5 separate regions of the Mus musculus genome follow, and regions 2, 3, 4 and 5 are each linked to region 1. Evidence: chromatin loops called from intact Hi-C (ENCODE). Cell type or tissue: left cerebral cortex. All regions are shown on one strand.

The links. Hi-C counts contacts between places; a loop is a spot of excess contacts. Peaks named below come from ENCODE experiments on the same cell type or tissue, not always from the same donor. Only the 100,000 strongest peaks of a DNase experiment are listed, where the experiment ranks them.
Region 2: a loop joins it to region 1, with 3.0 times the contacts of the local background. A loop is called at or near these places in 5 of 42 quality-filtered maps.
Region 3: it touches region 1 in a loop (5-fold over the local background); 13 of 42 quality-filtered maps call a loop at or near these places.
Region 4: it touches region 1 in a loop (5-fold over the local background); 18 of 42 quality-filtered maps call a loop at or near these places.
Region 5: a loop joins it to region 1, with 12 times the contacts of the local background. A loop is called at or near these places in 20 of 42 quality-filtered maps.

Annotation. Positions count from the first base shown.
Region 1 is chr1:22,602,371-22,607,370 of GRCm38, forward strand. The region is part of intron 3 of Rims1 (regulating synaptic membrane exocytosis 1); the gene reads right to left. Among named protein-coding and RNA genes, the nearest start is that of Rims1, 200 kb to the right of the region's middle. In left cerebral cortex, a CTCF peak has its summit at 2,152 (motif pointing right); DNase peaks (open chromatin) are centred at 2,253 and 2,528; H3K27ac peaks cover 561 bases.
Region 2 is chr1:22,797,931-22,802,930 of GRCm38, forward strand. All of the region lies in intron 1 of Rims1 (regulating synaptic membrane exocytosis 1), which reads right to left. Among named protein-coding and RNA genes, the nearest start is that of Rims1, 5.7 kb to the right of the region's middle. In left cerebral cortex, no CTCF peak of the experiment used is centred here; DNase peaks (open chromatin) are centred at 2,469 and 2,871; H3K4me3 peaks cover 234 bases.
Region 3 is chr1:23,284,870-23,289,869 of GRCm38, forward strand. No RefSeq gene overlaps it. Among named protein-coding and RNA genes, the nearest start is that of Mir30c-2, 4.3 kb to the right of the region's middle. In left cerebral cortex, a CTCF peak has its summit at 2,098 (motif pointing left); a DNase peak (open chromatin) is centred at 2,066.
Region 4 is chr1:23,057,943-23,062,942 of GRCm38, forward strand. No RefSeq gene overlaps it. Among named protein-coding and RNA genes, the nearest start is that of Ppp1r14bl, 42 kb to the right of the region's middle. In left cerebral cortex, CTCF peaks have their summits at 1,882 and 4,253 (motif pointing left); DNase peaks (open chromatin) are centred at 709, 1,899, 2,257 and 4,242.
Region 5 is chr1:23,138,369-23,143,368 of GRCm38, forward strand. No RefSeq gene overlaps it. Among named protein-coding and RNA genes, the nearest start is that of Gm30442, 17 kb to the left of the region's middle. In left cerebral cortex, a CTCF peak has its summit at 2,348 (motif pointing left); DNase peaks (open chromatin) are centred at 423 and 2,373.

The DNA of each region.
Region 1 (5,000 bases):
CTTCCATGGGTGTTTTCTTCCCAATTCTAAGAAGGGGCAAAGTGTTCACACTTTGGTCTTCGTTCTTCTTGAGTTTCATGTATTTTACAAATTGTATCTTATATCTTGGGTATTCTAAGTTTCTTGGGCTAATATCCACTTATCAGTGAGTACATATCATGTGAGTTCTTTTGTGATTGGGTTACCTCACTCAGGATGATGCCCTCCAGGTCCATCCATTTGCCTAGGAATTTCATTAATTTATTCTTTTTAATAGCTGAGTAGTAGCCATTGTGTAAATGTACCACATTTTCTGTACCCATTCCTCTGTTGAGGGGCATCTGGGTTCTTTCCAGCTTCTGGCTATTATAAATAAGGTTGCTATGTCACTATCCCTCTATATAATATCAGTGTGTTATTGCAGTAGCTGTGAATTCAATTCAAGGACTCCATGATTCTGTGATGGTGAGGTCCGTTCAGTGAGCAATGGTACATACTATAGCAAGGCTGTCAACAGTTGATACGACTGCAGTTCAGAGAAAGCTTTGGAATTAGCACAGGTTCTTATGAACCCACTTCTCTGTTACATTGTGTGTCCTCCTCTTTCTCAGAGTAGACACAGGCTAGAACACATCTCCATCTTTTTCATGCCTTGCCTTTACAAAGTCTAGGCACACACAGGTGGATTAGGTAAGAGGAGGAAAGGGCTACTTCTCCACGTCCAGGTGGCAGAGTTTGAAGGAAACTGACATCTTGTTCCAAGATAAAGGGAGGAATGGAACCTAGCAGAGTTTGCATGTGGCATTCAAAGAGACTGCAGTGGAATGGCGGGTGAACACAATAGGTATGGCCTCTGATTCTTTCTCAATCACAGGGGAAAACGCACAGAGAGACATTACTGTGTATTCCTTTACCATATTGATAAATGGACAGCATCAAGATACGATAAAGTTAAAGATATAGAAATTAAAGACAAGAGAAATCTTCTAGGACCCTTACACTAATTAAGAGCTCCTAAAAACAAAACAAAACAAAACAAAACAAAACAACAACAACAAAACATGTCAGATGCCCAACAGGTGAGGCATGGCAACAATCAGAAGACAATGCCTTACTTGAGTAGTAGTTTTGGAGATGTGCTATTTTTATAATGTTAACATCATATTTTTTGTTGAAAGTAAGTCAAGTTTTTTTTTTCAAGGAGTTTATAGTCTATTTAGAAAATGTACTATCTGTGATATATGTGCTAACAGGATTTCATTTCATTAACATAATCAAAAACTATATTTTAACAAAAAAGTCTGAACACTGCTGTTATGAAAATAACTATAAAATTCAAATGCTGTGTATGAATGCATATATGTACTATGTGTGAATAATATCTGATCCTTCTTTCTAACCCCACATGCGTGGATTTAAACGTGTAGTTTGAAATATTTAAAAATTCTGAAATTCACCCATGATGTTATTAAGTAATATTCACTCATGTATTTCTTTTCCAGTTCTGGAGGTCCAACAGGGTTTTGTGTATGTGAGACAATTAATTACATCAATTCCTGGATAATTTCCTTTTAAGTTACTATAGTTCAAAAATTATTTTTCTTCCTGTATCTAAAACCATGATTTGTCTGTTGGGATCCACCCCATAATCAGCATCCAAACGCTGACACCATTGCATACACTAGCAAGATTTTATCGAAAGGACCCAGATGTAGCAGTCTCTTGTGAGACTATGCCGGGGCCTAGCAAACACAGAAGTGGATGCTCACAGACAGCTAATGGATGGATCACAGGGCTCCCAATGGAGGAGCTAGAGAAAGTACCCAAGGAGCTAAAGGAATCTGCAACCCTATAGGCGGAACAACATAATGAACTAACCAGTATCCCGGAGCTCTTGTCTCTAGCTGCATATGTATCAAAAGATGGCCTAGTCGGCCATCACTGCAAAGTGAGGACCATTGGACTTGCAAACTTTATATGCCCCAGTACAGGGGAACGCCAGGGCCAAAAAGGGGGAGTGGGTGGGTAGGGGAGTGGGGGTGGGTGGGTATGGGGGACTTTTGGTATAGCATTGGAAATGTAAATGAGCTAAATACCTAATTAAAAATGGGAAAAAAAAATATAAATAGTGCTTAATGCAAGTGTCCAGCAGGTGGCAGTGCTGGCTTTTATTTTTACATTTCCTTCTCAGTTATTTAAATTATTTTTCTTAAAAACATCTAATGTGTTAAAGAAAATTTGTACAGCCAGCAGGGGTGTCACTTACCAGGATAAAAAAAATGTGCGTTTAGAGGTGACTGGAAAAGAACAAGAGATATTTATAAAAATCTTGCAATTCCTGCTCCTTTAAAGATTTTCATTCTATGTACAATTAATACTAATCCATATGTACGCAAACACACGCGCGCGCACACACACACACGCACACACGCAAGTGTACTCATGCACATATATATGATATATAATGGGTTTCGTTGTATATGTTCTACGGTCCATGTGTTATCATTTTGAGGCTTCTTCTTCCACTTAGCACTGTTAAAATGCTGTTCGGCCAATCAGCGTCCCACAGCGCTCTGAAAGCACGGTAAGAAAGCACGGTAAGAGGACACTTAGGGAGAGCCAGAGCCTAACGGGTGATTAGCTATTAGTGTTTTATTGTCTGTTGCTTTAGCCAAGCATTTATTTTTAATTCCGTTTTCAATTTACCATAGGAGGCCACTCCTGTGGAACCACTAAATGGAGCTATCTCAGGACATGGAGCCTGGATTGCAAGCCTTTAAAGTTTGGATCCTCTCACTTTCCCTAGGATTTGTGCTCCAGAATATAGTGAGGCTTGTCAGTTCTCCATGATAGTTCTTCAAAACACTACTTCTGGTTATGGCACAATGTCAACTGCAGATGTAATAGAGCGCTACAACTGAAAACCGGCCACAAGAAGGTGAACCCCTTAAAAACTTTGATAAACAGGTTTTCTGATTTTCAGTACAACTCAAGAGAAGATAACCGAGTTAAATGAGGAGAAACCATCCCACGAGGAATGTATAAGGAATAAGTTTTGAATATAAATGGTTAAATGTTAATAAACTAATCATAATCGGAGAGCTGGAGAGATGGCTGGGTGTTTGAGAGTGGTTACTGCTCTTACAGAGGATCCAGCAATACTGTACAACAGTTCACAAGTACCTGTAATTGTAGTTTCAAGTGATCTGATGTCCCATTCTAGAACAAGGTAAGCATGCGATGCACTTATATATATATTCAGCTAAAAAACACACATATCCTTAATAATAGTAAATGCACTGGTGGCAGCTTCTGTATTATATACATATCAAATGACAGGCAAGCTCCAGGTGTTGGCACCTCAGTCAATGACGGTGATCAAGACCAAGTGTTAAGTAAACCATTCATGTCTACATGCATGGCCCAGCACAAAATCAATCGTGTCTTTGCTGACGTCTTGACCAATTTTACCAAGCTCACTATGTTGTAGGAAGAAGGCAAATGAATGAGCCACTGACGCAATGGAATTTTTGAAAAAGAACACATCTAACTTTTGGATCTATGTCTGAGGCTGGCCTGCTTGGCCAAATGTATATCAAATCTACCTTATCTATTTCTTAGCTTAATGAACATAAAGACTTATTTAAACCTATTTTAAAATTTCTCCATATATGGGCTTCAATAATAAGAGTGATCAGGCAGAATCGCTGGGAAGTTAATTGAGAGAATCAATGTTAAGTGTGGAGTGCGATGTCCAGGACAAGGGAGAGCTCAGCACATATGAGCTATTTTATGCACGCACATGGATAATACATCAGGGAAGAAAGCACTCTGCTTTTAAGTTTCTGAATACACTAAGCTAATAACTTTGGGAGGCAGCTATGACTGGTAGAGTTTCTTGGGATATGAGTATCAGTATGAGCCGCTTGAATTACTGATCAATAGACCACTAGTAAGGTCGGAGGGGACTTTTCTTCAGGGAAAAGTCAGTCTGAAAGAGAAGCCCATGGGATGAAATTCTCTTGATGAAAGCCTGGGAGATTCAGCCACTGCAAGAAATCACATGCATTTCCTGAAAACTTTCCTAGTATATATATATATATATATATATATGTGTGTGTGTGTGTGTGTGTGTGTGTGTGTGTATGTATGTATATATATATATATATATATATATATATATAGTGTTTATTGCTTCTTCATAATTTCTGAAGAAGAAGAGGAAGAGAAGGGAGAGGAGGAAGAGGAACAAGAATAAAAGTATAGAGATCTAGTTTTTTAAAAGTATTATCAATTGGTTAATTTGGACTTAAAAATACAAAGTACTTCCATCACAATTGCTCCATGTACTGCTAATTTAATCGATGGTTGTGTCCAAGAGATGATCAATACAAAGTGTAAGGCAACCAGTTCGTGGCTGTATCTTCTATGAGGAAAGCACAAGACAAACCTTGCCTTCTAAAAAAATCCATACTGATCAACAATATTTAGAAAACTGCTAATATATCAAACACTTGCTGCCTTTACTTTTAGTAAATTTACACACTTTGAGTTCATCCTTCTTCTTAGAGAGCTGAACAAATTTGTTCACTTTTTCTTCTTTTCCAGAACGAAAACCCTGTGGCTACATGAACCTTTCGGGGATATTTGGAGAAGTAATAGCTACTTTTCTTTTTATACTTGCCCAGGATAATTGTTTTAAAATAGGAGTGGTCTTGCAAAGCTCTCTATGTTGCTTTGATTCTCAGGAGCCACAGAGTAAAATACAAACTGTGGTGGTTTTATTTGCAGGGTGTCTGATGAACTTGCTTTCCAAGACACCCTTTTCTCCTGGTCAAGTTCCTATTTGCATATGCCAGCTGCCCAGCTCTTGTTCAGTTACCTATAACATTCTAAGCTGGTCTGCTCGGAGGTTCTGGCTTACCTTGTTATTCTTTAGTGGAGAAAGCTGGAGCTATCTTATTCTGAGCATAGAAAGAAAAATGTATTACCTCTGTCTTACTCCAAGGATGTGAGTACAT
Region 2 (5,000 bases), 200 kb after region 1:
CAAAGGGATTATCAAAATATTACTTTCTAAAATCTATTTAAATGAATTTGCATACCAGGGATATGGTCTCTAAACTGTAGTCTGTTTTGCATTGATAGTCCTGTGTGCAGTTTAATTGACAACTATTATTTAAAAACGATTGAAACTTTGGATGCAGCCTTCCCATAAAAAAGCACCCACTGAGATCGTATGAAATGCAATGTCTTGTTTTCAGCAAACCATTACTATTGGCCAAACAGTGGTTTCCAAGATTCCTTGTTTGCATTGCTTAGTGTTCTAACAAATTTTAAAACTTTTAATTGCTTGCTTTTTAGTGGTTTGATACAAATAAGTTGAGGCAGGGGGAAAAACCAACTTATAAAGAGGAAAAGGCACTCTAATTTGTTGTCTTAAGTAGATACTTAAAATTGACAGTATAAAACACTGTCCATAGCAAAGAAATAGTATAAAAAGGCAAATCAGCAGTTAAGACACTTTCCTTTTAAGCAGTTTTCTCTCATGTAAGTATAGGGAGATTTCACATAATAGCAACAGAAATAGGAAAGCCCCAAGCCACTTCTGTAGTATAACCCCTTGCTGTCAGCTATTTGACCAAAAGAAACACATATAAACCTGATATGAGAATATGAGACTATACCTGCAGAAACCACTGGGCATTTAGTACAGAAATTTTAAAAAGTTATATGCACGTGTTACACCATGCAACAGAAAGCTAAACAGATAAAACTAGTTAATAATTAGCCCCCCCATTCAATGGTAAAAATGAGCCATTTATTATACTCCATGACAGAGAAGTTAACACTTTTGTGTTTTAGTATAAGAAAACTACCTTGAGCCAATTTCTCTTCTCCACTTGAATTGTGCTTGCCTTGTTGTTATCTCAAACTTTACCATTTCCCCATCATGTTTTTGTTATAACAAACATTGATAACCCAGTTAATGAGAAATAAAAACATAATTTCAGATCAGACCATGTGATGATTTTAACTTTGAATTCCTTGCCAGATTCCCAACTTAGTGTGACTACAATCCTAATCACAGCCCTCACTGTGAGACTGTGAGTGGGGCCTATTCCAACAAGATCTCCTCCCCACATGCCCAACATCACCCTCAAAAATCACAAGAAGGGGCTCGGCCTTATTTCAGAGCATAAAGGCAATAAGAGAAGTTTCCTTGGGTATGGTAATTTGAAATTTAAAGATGTTTCTGTTTTACCATGTTAAATGACCATAAGATACAAGAACAGGCCTAACAAGTCTCACTGTGTACAGCAAGCCAAGAAACCAAATGGAATGACTTGGTAATGTTTATCCCTATAGAAAATGGTAGCATTAAGACCAATACTTGGTAGGTCATGGTGGTACATGTCCTTTAATGACAGTATTCAGGAGGCAGAGGTAGGTGGGTCTTAGAGTTGGAGCCTCGTCTATAGGGCATCCAGGGCTACACAGAGAAGCTCTGCATTAAAAACAAACAAACAAACACACTAAAAACCCAAAACCTCATTCAGTATTATACAGAGCAAGTCACTGGTCAACCTTTCAGACTGTGGATGTTTTTAAGTGGTTGGAACCACACGTGCAACAAGCTATACGAAGAATGGTGTCTCTATTCTACTCGCATACTCCGTTGCCTGACCAAATTTTAACACCTGAACTTTTAATGCCTGGCCTTCTTGTTGAATCGACTATCATACAGTTCTATGAGTAGAAGTATCCTGCCTGGGAAAATTCAGAATAACGTGGCTGACAGAGACTTGCAGTCAAGGAGAAAGTAGCAGAATGATACCGTGTTAGGGAGACTTGTATGCAAAAGACCAAGTAGGCCAGGAGAACAGAAGTTAGAGAGGAGAGGCATGTGCTCAGACAAGCATAGGGGATCCTACCAGCCATATGCACTGCTGTTGCTGCTTGGGAGGTCACTGGATTCTCAGACCAAATGCTGTGAGCAAGGGGCCAAGGGGCCAAGTTTCTAAAGGCTCCACTAATGTTAGGAAACAAATCAACAAACAGAATGGAGCGCATGTCAAGAGCTGAGCAAATGATTCATGGTATTTGTAAGCATCCAGCAAAATGTCGGATAGATATAAAGGAAACAGTACATGCTAGCCTCCTATCCCCAACAGATGAACAAAACAGCCCACAAAACCCATAACCACACTTATATTATGGACTTTAATAAACAGCGAAGACTGGAATCACCAGGTAGGAGTCTGAGGTTCTATTATTCTTGTTGCTTGTGCCTCAGGGAAATTTTCTCCAACCCTCTAGACCAGATCTAGAACATGCAGTCTGATCTCAGAAGATCCAGTGTTCAAAGTTGTTTAAAAACAGAACATAGACCATTAAGGTAAATGAAATTCAACACAATGGCACTTATAATCCACGCAGAACAAGCTCATCCATATGCTTCTTATAGACGTGGGAGAATAGAGTGGTTTAGGAATTCACACCGAGAGCTTTCTAGGAGGTTTTTGGACTGATTTACAGGAGTCAGCCTTCCTGTTGAACAAGTTGAACAAATAACCTTCAGGAGAGGTTGTGTTTCTATTACTCAGGTTGGCAGCAGCCCAAGGATCACACCCATTTGCAAAGCATAGCGAACCTCAAATATGGTAATGTAAATACATAAACGGTAGTGTCTTATTGAGAAAGCATACACACAAGTTAAAAATACATCACTTTGGGACAACCAAAAAAACAATGGCTTTGTACCTTCCCATTATTTCTGACACCACTGTGTTTTCTTCACTTTTTAAAAAATCTTCTCTTTTCTATATTTTCTCCCATGAATGTTTGAGAACTTCCACAGTGTGTCTGTACATTTGTTAAGACAGGTTTTTTTGAGAGTGAGATTCCTACACAGCACAGGGTTAGCTTTCTCTGAGTCAAAGCCCACTTACTACCAGTGTGGAGCGGGACTAAAGGCAGCAAGTGTGCTCTCTCCTACAGTCTCTTCTGCCCAATAGGACATCTTGAATTCAAAGACCCTGTTTACATCTCAGCCACTATCTCTCTTCACTATCCACCTTTCCCCCTTTTCTTCTCATCCATCCTTGCTTGAACAATAGTGTAGCACATACCTGGCCTAACGTGTGGGCCAATAGAAATACACCTACATTACAATCACCTCCTCCTTAAGTCTCCCTAGTTCATTCTTTTTCTGCTTGGCAAACTGTTGCTTCTGGAAAACAAGCCCTTTCAACACATTTCGAAGTACAACATGATATGTGTGCACACAGAGGAAAACTAAAGTAATAGAGACTTCTACTTCATCTTTTCTCCCCAAGCAGGTTATATTGACAGATGTTTGAAAACCAAGGCCACAGTACCACCCCCCAGCAAAAAGGCAGAGATGCCCAAAGTTGTCTTTGTAACCAAGTCACATCTTGAGGGGCAGAATATGGAATGAGTAAGAAACCCTACAAAATCTAAGAATTTTGTAACCCATGTTCATACAGGAAGTGGAAGAAATCAAATATAAAAAGATGCCCAGTTGCAAATGTCTTTGCATTGTACTAATACAGTTTTCATTATCTTTAAATTGAAGGACATTCCCTTCCCCTCAATCCACAGGAAGGTTCTGTGCACCACCAGAAGTGAACTCAGCCCTGCTCCATTACGACCAGCAGCTGATTTTCTCTGTTAGCTTAATCTGTCAAACCACTTGATTGAGTTGAAAGAGAGACCAGAAACTCATGTAAGGAAAGGATAAATGTTAGAAGTTTCTTCTTGGTTGAGAGAAAGTGTAGTGCTTGGGGAAGTGGCTGCATTTGTTGTGAAAGTCTGGGTTGAAGCCTTGTTGAGCCATGGATGTGACTCAATGTAGAGTATCCCTGAAACCCTCAGGATAGACTAACGACTTGAGACTTGCCACACCTGCCAAATCTTCTGCACAGGATACTGAGTGGATTCAAGCACACAGTCTAAGTCAACACATTTCACCCAGCCAATTTTTTTTTTCTAATTGTAAACAATGTTACTTAAAATTAGTAGTTTTTTTTCCAAAACTAATGTGACCATGAGGATAAAATACTTACAACTTCATGTAATATTTTTAAATTCCTGTAACCAATTAAAGTAACTACTGGACTGCAGTAAATATTCAATAAGTGTTAGCCAATTTTAGTAACCATTTCAATATGGATTGTTAATTCCCATCATTGAGCCATCCCCTCAATCTCTGCTTACTGTTTTCCCTTTCTCTTCTCTTCCTATTCTGGAACTCTTTTCTCTTTGAAGCTTTTATTTAAGAAACAGAATAAGATTTGTACCTCTAATGAGATCTTCCCTGATTTAGGGCTCAGATAACAAGTTTTCTGTCTTTGTAATATATTGACCCATGATGCCTGGTGACAGGTACTTGAAGGAACATTCATTGAAAAAGTGGAGTTTCAAAAAAGTTCCAGGACACACTACACACACACACACACACACACACACAACCAAAAATTAAGACCCATTTTACAAACAGTTACGTCAATCATAAAATATAATTCTTGAGAGCCATTTTTTTCTAATTATAAACAATATTACTTAAAATTAGTAGATTTTTACAAAACTAATGTGACCATGAGGATAAAATACTCCCAACTTCATGTAACATTTTTAAATTCTTGAACTGGAAGTAAAATGATTTTTCCCTATTTAAACCTATTTAATGTCATTATCGAATTTAGATTTCAGCAGTAACTTGAAGTCAAGGCTAACTATACAAATATATTCTGATTTGTATTTGTTAGACGGTACTACATATAATATCCATCTACTTTTTCATTCTCTCTATGAATGTTTGCTGTTCTATCTTGTGGAGAAGAATTCACACACAGTAGGCAGTGCAAGGCAAAGGTATTGCATTTATCACAAAAACATATTTTAAATCCAATTTCTCTGTCCCCAGTACTTCAGTTTGGTTTGGGTCTTTTGTAAAAGAAATTTCTCAGATATGTGATATGATGGATCAAGTATTACCACAAAAACTTTTCTTTTAAGCAAAGGCCT
Region 3 (5,000 bases), 680 kb after region 1:
TATGACGAAAAAAACATTCCTCACTAAGACAGTGCCCAAAGTATGCCAGTGCTCGGTTGTTGTATAAGCTTAGCACAGTTCTCTTCCCTTAGCTCCCCTAGGTTCTGTTTTTCATCAGAAGAAAACACTGTCATGTTAATATACAATAGCCACAAAAATCCTGCCCTAGCCTACTGCCCTTGGTGCTGTGCTGAGAGATCACTGTCAGATTTCCTAAAATGCAAGGTGGCCTCTGTTCTGTTTTCATCAAATATAGTAGGTTACCCGAGAAATATTTGCATTGCTGCTGCTGCTTTTAAAACAACTGCTTACTGGGTAGCAGCAAACACCTTATGTTTATCTCTTCAAAAAGAATACTTACTTATCATAGAACTCAGCATCATGAGGCTGTGAGATCTCAGTCCTTCTTTGTCATAAAAAGTTACATTGAGAAATAAGAAAAAATCCACAAAGGAAGCATGCTTTACCACACTACTGTTCAAACATAAATGTTTTAGGTTTTTACCTATGTCCTTTCTGTACCTATGTCCTTTCAGTACTGGTCCATTTTTGTAGCCCTGAAATTGTATTATATTGAAAGTAACAGTATATTTAAGCAGTGTCATAAATAGGTATCATATAAACAACTTAAGTGAATCTATTATATTGACACTAGATATTATGTCAAATTACTCTTGAAATTGCATTTATTTTGATTAATATTATGTTGAGTTTTTTCTATCACTTTGCTATCCTGATAAGTTATCTTAAAAATATTAATGAGTCAAAAGTAGAGGTTTTTTTGTTGTTGTTGTTGTTATTGTTGTTTGGTTGCTTAAGCATAACAGATTTGTGAGCCATGCCGGATTGTGTGTGTGTGTGTGTTTGTGTGTAAAAATATTAGCTACAAAATGCTAACTCAAAATGTTTATTGATCTCAGTTTTGGTCACTACAAAACCTAATGATCTTTGCATTTTGTTATTTGACTTCATATAGCTCTAGCAGCAAGCATTCTTGACTTGACAATGACCTGTTTTAATACTGATTGACAGCAGTTTATAAAGACATTGCATGATCTCCTAAGAGGTACACACAATGGCTACACATGTAGAAGATTATACAATCTAATGCAGCAAATAAGGTTTGATTGTTACTCACTATGACCTTAAAATTTAAAAGCCAGTACAGTGCAGTGATAGTTGTTTTGTCATTCACAAGTTGATAAGAGCTAACTGGGTATAATGGAAAAAGAAGCTGAATAGATTAAAGCTTAAACAAAAGAAAATATAGCAGCCATGAATCAGAGGAACCATATAGGTTGAGTCTAGCTTTATACAGTCACATTCATACTTTTGGGTTAGACTTGCTCTACGTAGTGGTGTTGTTGAGTTTAGGTCTGTGACTTTGGTATTTGTTTGCATTTCTTTAGCCTTTCTTTTTTCTGCTCTTTATGTAATTATTATTACTCTTGCGGGGGGTAAGGGAGTAGGCATGCCTGCTACACATGTGTGTGAGACTTTATGAAATGGGTTCTTGCTCCCTTCATCTTTCCATGAGATCCAAGGATTAGACTGAGGTCATACGGATTGCACAAGAAACACTTTCCTGGGCCCTCTTTCCAGCTCTGCCCCCTTTTAAATCTTAGATAACTTTTAGCATAGCATTTTAATTCTGTTGCCTTTTTTAATGCTGTATTTCCTGGCATTTTTATAATATTCACTAAAGTTATTATAATATGCTTCTTTAATTTGTTATAATCAGTTTAAGATCATTATTAATGTAACACGGATTAAACGAGTACTGAATGATCACTTGGGCGCCTTCACTTTGAATCTGTCTCCAAGAAGCATCGCCATAGTGTGACCCCTCAGGCTTGCCTACTAAAAGTCAAAACTGAACATACAAATTGAACAGCTCTTGACCTCCAAAGAAGATTTAATCATTTATAGCATCTACTCCTGTTTACTGTGCAGTTCTTTAAGCTGAGGTTTGCATATTCTTTCCTGGTTAGATTAGGCAGCCACTGTGTGGCAGTGTCAGCCACCAACACTGCAAACTGTGCTTGAGCTCACTCCTGCAACGTGAAACTCCCATTTCTGCCCCGTCGGGCAGAGAAGCAGTAGTGCTTTGGGTTCTAGTGACACCTGCTGGTACTTTGTCTTTTTTATTTTCTCTAGACTACTTTTTGAGAAAGAATCATTTAATCCATTAGGATGTCATAAAAGGCCTCCTTTTTCTGTGACTATTAAGCTTTGCTATGGTTGCTAGAAGCAGCAACAAACGCTTGGACTTTACATTTGGCTTAAGAGAAAGATCTGTCCTCTTCCTACAGGAAGGATTAGACCAAAAGAATGAAGACATTGTTGAGTGGTAAATTTAGAATGTTTGTATAATAGTATCACAGAAAGTGCTTATAAGGATAGGTACTCTAAGAGAACATGCCTGGGGCATCATAGGATGTTACTATGTTATTTAATCATTTTATAACACCTGAGGTACTCAAAGGCTAGTTTAGCAGTTTTACTCCATTTCTGGTGATGTTACAGTTTCAGATGAATGCTGAATGATGAGAGAATTCCAGTCACAGAGCACTGATGTAATTTTTATACTTGTATAAATATTGCAGGAATAGATTCTCTTTTTAAAAATTAGTACTGACAACAAGGTTAAAAATCTTTGAGCCAGGCGTGGTGGCGCACACCTTTAATCCCAGCACTCGGGAGGCAGAGGCAGGCGGATTTCTGAGTTCAAGGCCAGCCTGATCTACAAAGTGAGTTCCAGAACAACCAGGGCTACACAGAGAAACCCTGTCTCAAAAAAAAAAAAAAAAAAAAAAAAACTTCTTTGTTACTCAGCCCCTCCTTTGTCCTTTCTCTGGTCACATTACAGCTTTCACTTTCCTGTGCTTTCCAGGTAACCATTCCCAAAGCACCTGCACATAGTTGGTTGATGGATTATAGACTTGAAACAAAATAGCTAGTATTTATCAAAGCTACTGTTTGTTATACTGAAGCCTTCACTGAAGAGACAGAATAGTTTCAGCATCCTAAGTCATGCCATTAGCCATTTGCTATTCTATCAGAGCAACAGTTCTTTCTAAAGTTGTTCCAGTAGCAACTATAGTAAATGCACAAGATTTACCTAAAACATTGATAGGACTACAATTTTCCAATTAAATTAAAAAACAGTGATTAAGTTTTATAGTTGTCTAATAAGTGTTCCAATTTGGCAACACTGATCAAAATACCTTCTGTTTGGCTACTGCCATACCCCCCTGTCCCTATGGCCATAGTCAGAACTAGCTAACTTTTCAACATAAAAATCCACATTTGTTTATTGTGACTAACAATGTCAAAGTGACCTGTGTTTACAGTTCATGTGGAAAGAGGATTAAAATTGGGTGTGACAATTTTATTTGAACATTTTCCATTTACACCATTGAAAAAATACATATATCATCATTCAAACCTTAGGGTTTCATAATGTTTGATTATTTTTTGGATGTGTTTGTTTTTAACTTGAGATTTCCCACTTAAAACAGCAATAGTATTTTTTAAATATAAGATTCAATTATATTAAATTCATGTGTTTTTTCTTCTACGAACAATAGCTTAAGTAAAACAAGCATAGAAGAGAAGGTGGTGGGAATGAAGATCCCAACGTTTAAGGAAAATGTAATCAGATATATTACATGAGGATAGTGGCCTCCTGACTTTAATCTGTTCACAGAGTTTCCCAGAAGATTGTCTATTCTGTACACTATAGAATTTGCTATGTCTTGGTTTAAACAGTATGATTTCAGTTATACCAAGAATCTAGACAGAAAATCCCATCAAGCAGTTCTGGATGGGAGAAGGGAACCTTTTCTTTGAGATGAACTTAAGAAGTTAATGAAACAGTGGACTTTTTCTTTTTTTTTTTTTTTTTTTGAACAAAGAATATTTTCATTAAGCTAGAGAACTCTTGCGTGAGATAAAGCTCCACATTTTGTGAGGATAGTGTTTTACTGACTCCACAAGAACATATTGCTGGTTATGCACATATTGTAACAATGCAGTGAGGTACTGAAACTGCAGTTAGCATCCAGGGAAGAGCAACACAATAGAATAGGAAAGGTGAAGTTGTGATACATGAAAGTTACTGTTAGGTTTTGTTGTGACTTCTTCATAGTTCCTTAGAAATTCCCATGTAATTCATTGTTCCTCACAGATTTATTTACTACATTGTAGATATTTGGATTTGGGGGTTATAACTAGGGGCTAATGATCCCCTACTCTTAGAAAATAAAATGTATGTAGTATGCATGGCTGGTGTATGCCAAGCCACACATGAGGAGGCCAGAGCACAGCTTAGTAGAGTTGGTTCTCTCCTTCCATTTTGGTTGGGAGTTATACCCAGGTTTTCAGGTTTGGCAGCAAGCACTTTTGTATGCCTTAAACCATGCTGCCAGACCATGTGCTCTTCTACATGGATGGGCAAGATGAAAGTGACATGAAAAGTTATAGGCAACTTAGCCTAAATGAAGTATATGCAAAGGAGAGGGCAGAAGGTGCAGTAACCGGGAGATAATCAGAAAATAGGAGGTATCTGATGCAAAGACGTCACTACCTGCCTAGATGAAGGATTCTTCAGGAATTAGAAATGCTCATGGCTAAGTCCTGGTATACAAGATAAGTCAAGCTTCAAAGGGTTAACCATGGTTGTCTCTGTATTGTTTATAATTACTTTAATTCTGGTACATTTGGGGTTTTTTAAATGAGGATTAGGAAAGACTAGTATATATCTTGAAATGTTAGATGTAGTGTGTTCTAGGGATTTTAAAAATCAGGTAATGGCCAAAAAAAATGATTTTATGGGGGGGAGACAGTATGCCAGGTTTATAGCTTAAAAACCTCAATCTAGTTGTTGGCACAGGGTAGGGTGGAGGAAAGTGGTGAGGTGATTTAAATACAGAGCCTTACCAACTGCCACTGGGCTCAGATACACACTTCGGGGGCTTTATTATTATTATTATTATTAT
Region 4 (5,000 bases), 460 kb after region 1:
GAGAGACTCATTAAAACCAGCAAAATATTGATACTTATCCTAAGGGCAGTGGCACATTATCAAAGTAGTTATTTATGATTGTGGACAAAACACAGAGTGACTTGAATGCTGGGGACTAATTCAGAGCTAACTTCACTGGCCCAGGGAGAGGAATTGCTAGTGTAGGCTATGGTGGTAGTTGTCAATATGGGACAGACAATGTTGCTGTATAAAATAGAGAGGAAAATGCAGAAGATAAATTAATAATGCCTAACTATTTCTCCTAAAAACACAGGAGAAAAATAGACATTTCAGTCTGAAATGTGTGGAACTAGTAAGGTAAAGATACGGAGAGAGAAGCAGAAGGGGAGAGGAAGGTACTAAGATCAGTTCTGTGGACAAAAGAGACTTGTTCACAATGCGTACTTAATGCATTTGTGTGAAGCTCACAAACAAGGTTTGATGTTGTTCTAGTTTGGTTTCTGTGGTGACTAAAACCACAACCCAGAGCCACTTAGGGAGGAAGGTGTTATTGGCTTGCATTTTCAGGTTAAGGTCCACGATTTCAGGGAAGTCAAGGCAGGAGCAGAAGCAGCTTGTCCCATCACATCCACAGTCAAGAGCAGAAAGAAATGCACCATCTGCCATGCCCGTGTGCTTGCTGCTTAAGCTCAGCTAAGAAGCTAGAGGAACTCTGCTTCTCAGTCCTGCATTCAGGACCCAGCCAACCAGATAGTGCCTCCCACAGGCAAGATGGGCATTCCCATCGCAAGTGCCAGTCATGCTGATCTCACACAGACATACCCACAGCACCTTATTTAGATAATTCCTCACTTGAGGCTTTCCTGTCAGGTGGAATGTTGACAAAACTAGGTAGTGTCAACACTCTACCTGTGGACAGTTCAAGGAAGTAAAGAGTTTAGCAACGTAAGTGGTCCATTAGTTCAAACCAGATCTAGAGTCTTAATGTTGCTTGTAAGACTAGTGTGAATAACAGAGTGAGGACTAAAGAGAACCCCAGTAACACTAACCCATAGGGCAGACAAGCCAGGAATAGCATGTGGCCTGATACTAAACTCTCATTTCCCTATCACAATGGAATGATTCCAAGCTATGACACAGGAACAAAGGCTCCTTTCAGCAAACGTCCTCATCTTCAGGGAAAAAGACAGAGAAACTTTGCAAACAAGCACTCAGCCCTACCTGTGATTTTAACTGGCAGGAATCAAAAATAGCGCCCATAACTTCAGGGGCTGGATACAATTGGAATAGTTACCCTGGGAAGAAGAGGTCAAGCCAGAAAACTGGTAAGAACCAAGATACACCTGCCGGGCCAACAAGCACCTAGCAGGAACAGAGAGGAAACTTCTAGAATGGTTTTTAGAAGTGGTATCCAACTTGAGTATTACTGGACAATCAGAGGGTGTTCTGGGCTTCAAGAACGGTAAGCAAAGCCCTCAGCCGGCCATTCATAGACCAAGCATCATGAAGGAGATGCAGATGCAAGGTGTAACATAGGCAGACATGAGGAAGACAGCTATGCTGTTCCAAATATGGAGACCAACTCATTTTATTCATTTATATGTCTTCTTTTTTTTTTTTTTGGTTTTTCGAGACAGGGTTTCTCTGTATAGTTCTGGCTATCCTGGAACTCACTTTGTAGACCAGGCTGGCCTCAAACTCAGAAATCCACCTGCCTCTGCCTCCTGAGCGCTGGGATTAAAGGCGTGTGCCACCACCGGCCGGCCATGTCAAATGATATCCCCCTTCTGTTTCCCCTCCACAAAATCCCCATCCCACTCCCCCTTTACCCCTCTCCTTTGCCTCTATGAGGGTGCCCCTCCATCCACTCACCTGCTCCTGCCTCACCACTCTACATCCCCCTCTGCTGGAGCATCAAATCTCTACAGGACCAAGGGCCTCCTCTCCCATTGATGTAGATAAGGCCATCTTCTGCTACATAGGAGGATGCCAGCTTCTTAAAGCGCTTCGCCTTAAGCAAGTTTCCAGGGAAGTCAGCAATCAGCCTCAAAGATTGATTAGGATACTCTGTGAGAGCAAAACAGGAAAACTATGCCTTACAGTTTAAGATCTCTGTTTGCAGTCAAGGAAACATTCCTGTTTGCCCTGTTTTGTTTGACTCGTCTATCTATATGGGGTGCGCTTGATCACAAGCAAGAAAGAGGGACGATGCGGGCAGGAGGGATGTGGGCAAGAAATATGTCAGGTGTACACTTGTCTCTGATTGGATCTAATGGTAATGTGGCGAAATGTGGGTTTTACTTTTTTAAGGCCCTCCAAAATGTGACTCATGGCCGTTTTCTGGGATCTCGGAGGTGGATCTGGCCACAGTCCATCCTCTTGGCTAGTATTTAAATCAAGAGTGCTTCAAATTTGGCTTAAAATTGAGGTAGTGATCTTATTCTCGACCGGTAGGATTAGCAACACATGATCTAATTTTTAAAGTAATTCATTTGCTCATTTATTTTTCTTTGAGGCTGTTTATTACATTATGCTACATGTAATGAACAGACCATACTCACACATGAAATACATAGAAACACTGCCCACAAACTCTAGTACAGTTTATTCACCTGCTTATTTCAGCTTTTAATTCGTCACTTCCTTAGGTTTTTTTTTTCTTAATCTTTTATGAGGACATTGGCTAACACTTTGAAATCTTAGGAAACATTGCTACCATTTTTGTAGTAGAAGTCTATAAAAACTATCACCTTGCTAACATGAATTTCTATTAATTTTTAAAAGTGCTTCATAAATAGTTTTTTTTTCTTTTAATGAACCACTTGAAAAGGATGCATCAGGACAGTGCTCCTTGTGCCTCGGGACAGTGCTCCTTGTGCCTCGGGACAGTGCTCCTTGTGCCTCGGGACAGTGCTCCTTGTGCATCGGGACAGTGCTCCTTGTGCATCAGGACAGTGTTCCTTGTGCCTCGGGACAGTGCTCCTTGTGCATCGGGACAGTGCTCCTTGTGCATCGGGACAGTGCTCCTTGTGCATCGGGACAGTGCTCCTTGTGCATCGGGACAGTGCTCCTTGTGCATCGGGACAGTGCTCCTTGTGCCTCGGGACAGTGCTCCTTGTGCCTCGGGACAGTGCTCCTTGTGCATCGGGACAGTGCTCCTTGTGCCTCGGGACAGTGTTCCTTGTGCCTCGGGACAGTGCTCCTTGTGCATCGGGACAGTGCTCCTTGTGCCTCGGGACAGTGTTCCTTGTGCCTCGGGACAGTGCTCCTTGTGCATTGGGACAGTGCTCCTTGTGCATTGGGACAGTGCTCCTTGTGCATCTGGACAGTGCTCCTTGTGCATTGGGACAGTGCTCCTTGTGCCTCGGGACAGTGCTCCTTGTCTCATTCAGAAGCAGCAATAACAAACGGTGAGCTGAAGCACTATTAAGGTAATTGGAAATACTATTATTCCAGAGAATTTTGAATTTAAATTGTCAGTTCACTGAACATGTTACTGGAATACCTGCCAATCTCTCTCCAATGCTGGCAAAAAGCAGTGGTAAGAATAATTCCAGATGAATTGATTTGAGAAGCAGAATATTCTGAAGTCACCATGTATCTAGTATGTACTATGACTTTATTTTTGAGTTGTTTGTCTCAACTATTCCTAAAGACTGAATTAATTATAATTTTATCTAGATATTTATTAATAAAATCATCAGCCATCGTATGTATTTTCTTTTGTGTAGCTGTGGGGTTATCAAAATTTGGACTTTATTATTCATGTTTTCAAAATAGAAAGTTAAAACGTTTCGATTCTAGAGGAATTAGTAAAAGATTATCAAATGCAAGTTATGAAAAATCCTGAGCAGATGGGTGGTAGTAGCGCAGAGTCTCTGTGAGTTCAGGGTTCTACAGAGCAAATTCTAGAGCAGCCAGAGATACACAGAGAAACCCGGACTCAAAAAATCCAGCCCTGGGGAGGGGGGTTGTGGGAAGAAGCAGGGAAAAACAACTTTTAAAATAAATAAAATGGAAGAATTTTTCATTAGGGCAACAATTTATCAAGGCAAAAAGAATTCCAGACAACCATGCCTGCCAGAATCTCCATCATCCTGTTAGCGTTTTCACATCAAGTGAGAAGGCACATTCCTGAACCACAGGCACGGACACAGGCAGGAACACTGTGCATTCTCACACTACAACTATGACATCATACTTTGGGAAACGAAAAAGTTCAGCAATAGTTCTGTATACTCTGGTGTGACTTGTAAAGTCACTGCCAAAGACGAAAGAGCGCCACCTAGTGAACCTCTTGAAGAATCTTTCCTACCAGTTGCTCATTGGCGACCAAGGCATGCGCTCATGCGCCTCTCAAACCACTGAGGCTAATGCTGCAGTGAAGGAAACCAGCCTTTACAAGGTGCTGTGCACTTCTATCTGTATCCTGTGTCGAGAATGTCCATGCGCCTTTGCATCTGCTAATATTCTGTCCATGCTTCAAGGCACAATTTAAAATTCTGTCTCCTCACTAGGACTCCCCCACTGTTCTTTCTCCCAGTCAGTTACTGCCGGTGGATTTTGTGCATTGTCTGTTAGCTCCTTTTCTCATATGCAAGCGTGTTATAGTCAAATGTCTGTGTGCCCCATTCACCTGTATTTTAAGGGCAGAATACGCTTATGATAAACACTCAGTTTTGTTGCAAGGATTAAAGAATTAATCTTTAGAGGCCATTTTTCTTCTGTATTACTATTAGCCTCTACTCTGCTAAGGAACCCAGACTCTACAATATGTTCAGGAAGTATCAGAGATATTATATAGTACTCCTATAATATCTTCAACTTGCTGGCTAAAAGAAAATGTTTGTACATTGTGAACTTCTTTATTCTTGGTGATAATTTATAAACAACCATTCTCAAAATAACAACCTTTTCATTACTTTATAAATCTGAAAACTTAATAAGTAAGTGTATTGACGTTAAGAGAGACATTAGAGAGAGTCAACCAGAAAGGGAGCACTGATTGGCACAGAGAAGCCTTTATCACGGATGTTCCC
Region 5 (5,000 bases), 540 kb after region 1:
TTTTTAATTTTATTTCTTTATTAATCATTTTACTCATTTACATTTCAAATGATATCCCCCTTCCTTGTTACCCCTCCACAAACCCCTCAACCCCATCATCTGCTTCCTTCTCCCCTTCCCCCTTTGCCTCTATGAATGTGCTCCTCTGCCCATTTACCCACTCCCACCTCACCCTCTAGCATGCCCCTAAACTGGAGCAGCAAGCCTCCCTCCCCTCCCATTGATGTTATATAAGGCCATCCTCTGCTACGTGTGTATCTCCTAACTCAAAACATACATGAAATCTAGGGCACAGTGAAAAGACCAAACCTAAGAATAGTAAGTATAGAAAAGAGCGAAGATTTTTCCATATTTCTTAAAGACTAAGGCTTTCCTTCAGGAAGCCTCTCTGAGCCAGCTCACATACTCCCTTCATGTATGCCGTTGCTGGGGTATCACACTGCCAGCACCCCTCCCTGAACCATATTGTACAATCTGATTTTATCCTTAAGAAGCTGTAGTGGACAGACAGACTCCTAGTTTGTGCTTCCATTCCTACGTCATTGTGAAGGATCCCTGCCAGTGAAGAGCCAAGCTCTGCAAGCCACTTAGTGAGCAAGTGTCCTGAAAGTGATAGTACTCGCCATGCCTCCCCAGAAGACTTAGCAAGAAGACATGGAAGCATTCCCATCTCCTACTTCCTATCTCCCCTGAATTACTCTCTGTTGTTTAATGGTACTCAAGTACCTCCTGCAAAAAAATAGCCTGCGATTGGATAGCGTCCCTAAGAACTTGTCACAATGATATCCGGGAGATGGAGAGGAGGAGAAGACACTGAGAATGGAATACAGAGAGTTTAGGAAAGGCAGTGTTGACTAAGAACTTGGTTTCACTCTGGAGTCAAATATTCTCAGCCACTGGCTTTACTTCTGCTTCTTCTTTGTCTTTTTTTTTTCTTTCTTTCTCATTCTTTCTCATGCCCCAATTTCACACTCATAGAATGGGCTCCCTAAATGGAATTTATATTCCATTAACTCAATCAATGCACAATTCTATTTAGATATAATCCTAGCAACCGCAAGCCTCTATTTTTATATTATAATTGATAGTCACCTAGGAACTGCATGCTGCTTCAAAACTCTGCCCATTAAGCTCAGACATCAAACACTCGACTTCTCCCATTGTTACCTACAGCTTCCCTTCTGGCCTCTCTCTTATCCATGAAATCATTTTGTCAAATCCATTATCACACTACAGGCTTAGACTAATTGTGTGAATTCTACTCCCTGGCATTCCACGCTCTGAAAGGTTGCTGAGCTCCTCAGCACCTGGCCACCATCACTCACAGTCTTCTGAAGATGGTGCCTCAGTCTTGTTTTAAACTAACCACTTCCTGCTACTCTGTGGGTATGTCTTCTTTCAGCATCAATAGCCCTTTCACCAGTAACACCATGTTTAGATTGTAAATCAGTGTTCATGTGACCAGAGTATGTGGATAGAACATGAAATACATACTCAGATGCATATACAACATATAAAGGTGCATGCACATGCACACACATGTGCATATACATGGGGATGCGTGCACAAATCAACTTTTGGAAGACATATTGATTATTTTAAAAGGTGGGAAGTAAAAACAGAGGCATAACTGAAGGCAATATAAGATAGATACATGCATGCACTACATGCATGTATGTACTATATATGTGGGCCTTCTTTCTTCTATGTAGTAAAAGTTGTCCTGAATATCACATGTTTAAAAGTTGTATTTGACTGAATTACAGTTTTTATGCATTCAGATGTTTGCAAGTAACTTTAGCATTTGTGAAAACTTCAAGGTCTGCTTGGTGGAGGTTAACCTCAGACCTTAATGAAGCCTCAGACTCTCTTCTCAGGAACATAAATTCACAGTCTCTCAATAGTGCTCAACATTTCTCTGTCCAGTAAGGTTTTCAAAACAGATACCATTCAAAAGGTTTTTGAACCTCATCTTGATGTCTCAATACTTCTTATTCCTAAATTAAATTCTTTTATATAACAACACCATCAACCTCTCTGATTATGAAAGATGGAATGCCAAACAATGCTTTCTAGGTGGCACAATGACATTTGAATGGCACCAACACAACATTCCCAGCCTGTGTTATAACATTCCACTTCAGGTCATCTTAAATAATGCCTTCAGTTTACACCTAAGAAATTTAGATTATTCACTGTAGGAAATGTTGGAAAAAGCTTTCAATTGATGAGAATATATTCCATTTATAAGCTCTAATTCTGTAATCCTTCACCAGTCTTAGAATCAAATATAAAACTCCTGGATTAGTAGACAATGGAAAAATGTGAAAACTATTAGTATCCTTATTTCTCAAATAATACTGGCTCCATCTGGTGGCCAAAGTAATAATTCCCAGTCCCATCTATCCGTCTATGAAGAAGAAGAAGAAGAAGAAGGAGGAGGAGGAGGAGGAGGAGGAGGAGGAGGAGGAGGAGGAGGAGGAGGAGGAGGAGGAGGAGGAAGAAGAAGAAGAAGAAGAAGAAGAAGAAGAAGAAGAAGAAGAAGAAGAAGAAGAAGAAGAAGAAGAAGAAGAAACCTTCTTTAATAGAAAGAAATAAAATGCCCAGGTAGATACACATATTGAAGAATTTATAGAACTTATATTTAGTACTGAGAACATTAACATTTCTACTTACAATGAGCCTTTTCATGGAGAATATAAATAATAACTTGGTTTTATATTACAATTTAAGAAGAGGCAAAACTATAATGTAAGAAACGTAACCTAAACCTCTATTTTATTTTATGAGAATGAGTAGTCATTTCAAAACATATTTAATATATCTCTTATTGAAAACAGCCAAAAATCCATTACTATTTTAATCAATGTATTGTAATTAGAGTAAGCCTATTGCCAATTAACATGTAAAGCACGCCATAAGCTACTTAGTAATTCAAGAATCCCGTGGGATCAATATTTCATTATCATTGCTTCTCTGAAGGAAGGAACCGTGATGCACGAGTGGACTATTCTTAAAGGGAGCAAAGCCCACTTTTCTTTTATTTTTATAAAAACTTATTTATTTTTTTATTCTTTAATCCTTTTTTACAGTCCAGACTTTAGTCCCCTCCCAGTCTGCCCCTACCCCAACCATTCCCCATCCCATAGCTCCCCCCACCCATCTCCAAGAGGATGTCCTCAACCCTCCACCCCCACCCCATCAGGCTTCCCTAGGTGCATCTACTCTCACTGAGGCCTGACCATGTGTCCTCTGCTGTATATGTGCCGAGGCCTCGTATCAGCTGGTGTATGTTGCCTGGTTTGGGGTTCAGTGTCTGAGAGATCTCGGGGGTTGAGACTGCTGGTCTTCCTGTGAGGTCACGCTCCTCCTCAGCTTCTTCCAGCCTTTCCCTAATTCAATCTCGGGGGTCCCCAGCTTCTGTCCATTGGTTGGGTGCTAGTATCTGCATCTGACTCTTTCAGCTGTTTGTTGGGACTCTCAGAGGGCAGCCATGCTAGGCTCCTGTCTGAAAGCACACCCCAGCTTCAGTAATGGTGTCAGGGGTCTGGACCTCCCCTTGAGTTGGATTCCCATTTGGACCTGTCGTTGGACCTCCTTTCTCTCATGCTCTTTTCCATTTTGTCCCCACAGTTCCTTCAGACAGGAACAATCTTGGGTCAGAGCATCCCTCCACTTGATGTCCTGTGCCTCCACTGGAGGTAAACTCTACAAGTTCCCCATCTTCAGAGGCAGGGAGACCCTCTAAAATGTACCAGAAACCTGGCAAGTGAGAAACTCTCAGGACTCAAAGGGAGGGACCTTGGATGAAGTACCCACTTTTGCTTTTCTATGCATTAGCTCTTAGCTGTTTTTTGTTTTGTTTTGTTTTGTTTGGTTTGGTTTGGTTTGGAAACAGAAGTTTCAAGCTGAACCCTTTGTGTTGTGTCTGTCTGTCTCCATCTTCCCTCAACCTCAGCACAGGGGTTAATGACACAGGAGCCATGTGAGGCATATATGAGGAGATTCACACTAGGTCTGCATGCTTGCCCAGTGAACTCGGCAAACCCAAGTCAACCTCTTGAATTGTAACAGGTAAAATAACTCTTGGATTGCTTCTAATGACTGAAACTTATTCATACTTCTGAAATTCACTCTATAATAATAATAATAATATAAATATTTATAAATAAATAATATAAATCATTTACTTTCTTCCCTTATAGCTAGCTGATCCAGTGATGTTTACAACAGCAGGGCATAGCCCATCACCTACGAAATGGAGCTATATGTTTATTGCTACCCAAAGAGAAAACTCAAAACTAAATAAATAAACAAGCCATGGCAATGAACAAGGTGATTGCACGCACAGCACCAAAGTAAACTTATGCGATGCAATCATAAACATATGAGATGTGATCATAAACATGCGATGCTTTTATCCTATCACATGTAGAGTGAGTCTCAGTTCCAAGTTCACCTTGTTTTGTTGTTTTGTTTTGTTTTGTTTTTTTTTGTTGTTTTGTTTTGCTGTGTGAAAATGGACCTAGGACTTTTTTTTTTTTTAAATTAGTGTACTGGCTAGTTTTGTGTCAACTTGACACAGCTGGAGTTATCACAGAAAAAGGAGCTTCAGTTGAGGAAATGCCTCCATGAGACCCAGCTGTAAGGCATTTTCTCAATTAGTGGTCAAGGGGGAAAGGCCCCTTGTGGGTGGGACCATCTCTGGGCTGGTAGTCTTGGTTCTATAAGAGAGCAGGCTGAGCAAGCCAGAGCAAGCAAGCCAGTAAGAAACATTCCTCCATGGCCTCTGCATCAGTTCCTGCTTCCTGACCTGCTTGAGTTCCAGTCCTGACTTCCTTTGGTGATGAACAGCAATGTGGAAGTGTAAGCTGAATAAACCCTTTCCTCCCCAACTTGCTTCTTGGTCATGATGTTTGTGCAGGAATAGAAACCCTGACTAAGACAATTAGTTATTTTACTATTTTACATTTCAAAGGTTATTCTCCTTATCAATTTCC